Regions from separate parts of the Homo sapiens genome. Here region 1 is linked to region 2. Evidence: chromatin loops called from intact Hi-C (ENCODE). Cell type or tissue: heart left ventricle. All regions are shown on one strand. Region 1 overlaps MED27 (mediator complex subunit 27). Region 2 overlaps MED27 (mediator complex subunit 27).

What was found. Peaks named below come from ENCODE experiments on the same cell type or tissue, not always from the same donor. Only the 100,000 strongest peaks of a DNase experiment are listed, where the experiment ranks them.
Region 1: a loop joins it to region 2, with 6 times the contacts of the local background. A loop is called at or near these places in 1 of 110 quality-filtered maps.

Annotation. Positions count from the first base shown.
Region 1 is chr9:131,888,655-131,891,154 of GRCh38, reverse strand. The region is part of intron 5 of MED27 (mediator complex subunit 27); the gene reads left to right. Among named protein-coding and RNA genes, the nearest start is that of RAPGEF1, 150 kb to the right of the region's middle. RefSeq lists an enhancer at 1,244-1,775. In heart left ventricle, no CTCF peak of the experiment used is centred here; a DNase peak (open chromatin) is centred at 1,249; H3K27ac peaks cover 2,281 bases.
Region 2 is chr9:131,950,594-131,953,093 of GRCh38, reverse strand. The region is part of intron 3 of MED27 (mediator complex subunit 27); the gene reads left to right. Among named protein-coding and RNA genes, the nearest start is that of MED27, 130 kb to the left of the region's middle. In heart left ventricle, no CTCF peak of the experiment used is centred here; a DNase peak (open chromatin) is centred at 965; H3K27ac peaks cover 779 bases.

The DNA.
Region 1 (2,500 bases), 62 kb after region 2:
TTTACAGTGGCTGAATGCCATCTTCCTTCCCATCCTGTCTCCATTTTCCCAAGAGCCTCTTTGCTTATGAACATGGGCTCTAGAGATGGCCGACCTGGGTTTGCCTCTCCTTACAGCACAGAGTTATCATCATTATCCATACACCCATAGAATTCAGAACAATCTTTTCCTAGTACTAGAATTGGTGCATCATGATTATTTACATGTCCATCTTGCAATTAATAAAAATACTAACAATACTAACATACGTTGGTCAGGCAGGCACTGCACAAAGCGAACTTTGCCCACGGTGGCTGTCGAATCCTCCTCACAGCATCATGAGACAGGTGCTGCTCTTAGACTCATCTTACACATGGAGAAACTGAGACCTAGAATGGTAACGTTGCCCACAGCCACACAGGGCTGGATCTCAATCCTGCATCTACCAGGAGCTCCTCAAGGGCACAGGCTCCATCGTGTGACTGTCTGTCTGTAGGGTGCACTTCTGTGCCAGGAGCACGGTAGGAGCCCAGTCCTGTCTGGGAGGAGATGATGAAAAAGCCTACTTGGGATATGAAAATGCTTAAGCTGGAATGGAAAGTGGAGAATCAAAAATGAGAAATGGGGACTAAAAGGAGCGGCAGTAATTGAAGTTGTAAATAAGTCAGAGGATAAAGGAGACACACGAGTAAAGGGAGACCTCAGGCCCTCCTGATGAGAGATTAGCCCGGCCTCTCTCTTTCTCCGAAGGAAAATGGCTGTACATTTGGGACCCTGGTTGACATCAGAAATGTGGTTGGACAGGAAGCCTTGCGTCCCCCTTTACAACTGTATGCGTTGGCCCAAGCAGTGCTTAAGCAGGGACCCTAAAAGTGGAAATTGCAAGACCGAGAGAACCAGGCCTCTTTGTTATTTTAAGGACACACTGACCACATTTGGCAGAGAAGCTCTCAAATGACTGTTCCACTCAGAATCTCATCCTAGCCAATTTGATTAGCCCCTTTTTTTCAGAGCACTTCACAAATGATAAAAATAAACCATGCAGACATTATTAGTGCTCTATTTTGAGTACTCTGTGTGTGTGTACTTTATTTATATACAATCTAGGCATTAGTGCAATTAATGTGTTGAATTGTCTGGCACATCCCAAATGAAATGTGGCGTCTGGAAGGAGCCCTTGGGGCCTGACATGTGTTCTACAAGAGCACGTTGTTGCTGGAGACGTCGCTGCTCCCGGGACGCAGCCTGCGTTTGCTGAGTTGGTGCCTAGGTGGCTGCAGGGGGGTGTTTTGCTGCAGTCTCCTGGAGCACAGCCACAGAGGCCCTGGGTGTGGCTCAGGAAGCCTCCTATGGGCTTAACTTCTGCCTCTGCGGTTGTCTCTGTCCTCCAAGCCCAAAGCAACCAGCACATTCGAAAGTTTCATTATCCTTCTTGCTGCTGTAGTGGCCCAGCACCACCCCTAATTTCCAGACCTTGCAGGTTTTTTCCCCATCAGAATCCAGCCCAGCAAGGCTATCACTTTGCACTTTGCACTTTGCTCTAACAACCACCGCCATGACCCTAGCATCCTGTCTCTTTACCTGCAATGCATATTTTTGATACCAAGGACCAATAGCCTGATTCCTCTAATAAAATAAAAATGCTTTTCAGACTTACCAACCACTTATTCATTGTACTCAGGGAGTAGCAAGAGCCACGACTCAGCATGTTAAAAGGCAGGATTGAAGATGAATACCTGGCCATTGTCCTGATTTTATACCAGTCAGACTTAACTGAAAAAAAAATGTGTCTCGTTCGAATTTAACTTTTTGGGGGATTTAGGTTATGTTAATGCTATAGCTTCATTAATTACCCCATATCAATAAAAAAGGCAGCTTTTAGCCTCCGAGCATAAGAGAGGAAAAGAAATGGTGGTATCAAAGGAAACCTTCAAAGACAGCCAGAGCTGTCTCCAGGGTAATTTCTGATCCCTGCATTCTTCCCACTTCAAAGTTGGCTGTGTGTGTGCATGTGGGTCGAGGGGGTGGGGAGCTGAATCTGATTTCTCTAATAAGTGTTGGCATCAGCCCTGTTTGATATCAGATGCAGGGAACATTTTGATTTGTTATAGCCTTTGAAATTGTTCAGATGACCTTCAGAAAAATGGCCTCTTGTTACTTCTAGGGGGAAGGGTGAAAGCCAGGGAAAGGGGAATCCAGTTTAATTCATATGCAGAGGATTCCCTGAAATTGTGCTTTCAGCAGTTTTTTAGTAACAAATGCATGTCCTGATTGAAAGTGAAAAGTTGAAGAATAATAGACCTGTAACACTGTGTTCTTGGGTGAGGCTCTTGTTCACTCTTATTCTCTGGGGAGGGTCAGCAGATTTGAGAGGGTGACCACATAGAAGTTTATGGTTTGGAAAATGTGGGTAACAACATGGAGAGATCCGTCACCATAGCTGGTTTGCAGCATTCTACCCAAACTGATAGGCCTATCACCTGTTCACCTTGCAAGACGAAGCTACTAAATAGAGGTTCTA
Region 2 (2,500 bases):
GCGCATGTAAATTTTGTTTCATTACTAATCTAGAATACTTATATCACTGTTACCTTCAGTTGGTTTAAATATTCTTCAATTTACCATGTTTCTTACTCTAGCAGGGTTGGTTTTAATGTCATGTGTTTTATTTAGGAAGAACTTTTTGTTCTGAGAAGAAATTGTCTAAGGGAACGATTTCCAGATTGAGGAGACTTTAATAAAGGGACTGTTTCCAAAGGTGTGGGCAGGGTATAAGGAACCCATAAGGGACTAGGGCAGTACCTGGGCTAGTGCCCATGGGCGGAGCTGTTACTATCCTTCCCCCAGGGGTAAGAGGAGGGCATACTTACTGCAGCCCAGAGTGAGAGAGAGAGCTGCGTGGAGAGGGATCCTGACAGAGCTATGATGAGGGTTGTAGCCAGTTCCTGGGGAATTTGTAGGCAGGATAAATACCCTGACCTCACTGCTTTTCCACCTTCCACATCTCCCTTTGGCCAAACTCAGCCAGAGGGCAAAGGAGCCCATGGATGCAGTCCACGTGGGTCAGCTTTTTGGGGCACAGACCACTGTGGAGAGGGTGGGTCTGGAGAGGGTGAAGGCTCTGGTCATTTCCCACCCAATGCTCTTTACATAAGGTAGTGGGGCAGGGGGTGGAGAAACAGTGAACATGAAACATAGCTGCTGCTGCCCCCCTGCCGCCAGGAACAAGGTCTGTGATGTCATTGGTCATGGGTGACTTCTGCTTCCCCCCAGTCCATGTCCCTGTTATCCTCTGCTGCTGGTGCCTCTGCTGAATAGTGGAATGAACCAGACCTTTCCTGCTGTAGGATTGGAGAAATTGGTGTTTTGCTGTTACTGAGTTGTCACAGCTAGCCCTCAAGGACAAGGACCCTTGGCCTCGTGCTTCTCCTGCCCTCTGAGTCTCCGGCCAGTGCCTAGTATTGGTCAGAACACAGCTGGAAGCCAGAGAGGAAAAAGGCTTGTTGATGTAATCTGTGTGTAGGCCAGCCTCCTGGGGCACAGTGCGGGATGGCAGAGGGACAAACGAAAGCTCTCCAGCATAGTCCCTGTTCTAGAAGCCAGATCCATTTACTCCAGCTCACTTCCTGACTAGGTCATTTCAGGATCATGCCAAATATGAACAGTCTGTCCACTCTCTCGTTGGCCTTCTTAGAAAAATAATGAAAAGAACTGTGCTTACTAACTGAAATGCATTGATGTAGTAAAATGAACCAGAAACCTGAAAGAACATCCCTGCTTTTAAAGCTCATGCTTCGAGGTGTTTTCATGACTGCAATTAACTTTTTGAGGCTTTGTATTTCTGTAGACACAAACAGAAGTTCCTAACCTTTTTGTGCAGAAAAAGACAATGTTTGTACACATAAAAGGAACAGCTAATACCATTATTTGCCTATTTTGTGTTAAGTGCTTTATGTGCTGTGTTCACTCCTTTACTTCTCATAATGATTATGTGAAGAGGATAGTGATGCTACCTTATTTCACAGATAAGGATGCCAAAGCTTAGAGAGGTTAAAGTAACTTGTCCAAGATGAGGGCACTGTGAGAACTTGAGCATCTAGGTCCCTGTGATTCCTAAGCCCCAGCTTCAGACTCTGTTGTGCTGAATAGAGTTGTAAGGAGTCCACGTGCAAGATTCATTTATCAGTTGTCTGTTGAGAGCCTGCTGTGTGCTGGACAGTGTGCTGGGGGCTGATGGCAGGGAGAAATATGGCCTGTGCCTTCCCCCTGTGGAGTTCTCAGTCTAGTGGGCAAGGTAAACAAATAAACAGTCATTCCCCCACATGTGTGAGATAGACTGTGATGTGTACTATGAAGGACAGGGCAAGGATACCGTGATTGATGACACTTGTCTGGTGTGCATTTGAGGGCCTTGGAGAAGGCTTCTCTACTGAAGGTTCTGTTCAGTAGACACCCGAAAGCAATTCACTTAAGAGGTTGGGGGATGAGTCCTGAGGTGGGAAAATCTGGAGCTCCAGCCGAGGCACCTCGCCCAGGAAGGTCTGTTTTTGTGTGAGTTACTTTCCGTTTGTCATCATCTCAGTCCTGCTTTATAACCCAGCTGCCCTACAGTAATGCCCTCAGTAAAGGGGAGAGGAAGGGCACAACTTCACTGTGTCTGTTCACTTTGTTGGATGACATTTTGTGATTAAGAAATTTTTACTACTTGTAGAAGAAACAATTACAGAACAAAGTTGTGTTTACTCTGGGATCTTTATTTCTCTTTGATTCAGTCTACTTAAATCAGTCCCGTTCACCACATGTTTATTGAGTATGCATTATGTGCAGGATTATTGCAGGAATTAAAGACGTGAGCCTCAGACTCTCCCCTCAAGGAGTTGATTGTCTGATGAATGACTATCAAACTTACTGTCATACAAATAGCGTGTTTGTCCCAGGAGGGGTTCTGCGGTTTCCTCAGATGTGTTGACTGTTTCTGACTCTGAGTGTGCATTTGCTTTAATGTATGGTTATGACTAGAACAAGTCGTTCAGTGATT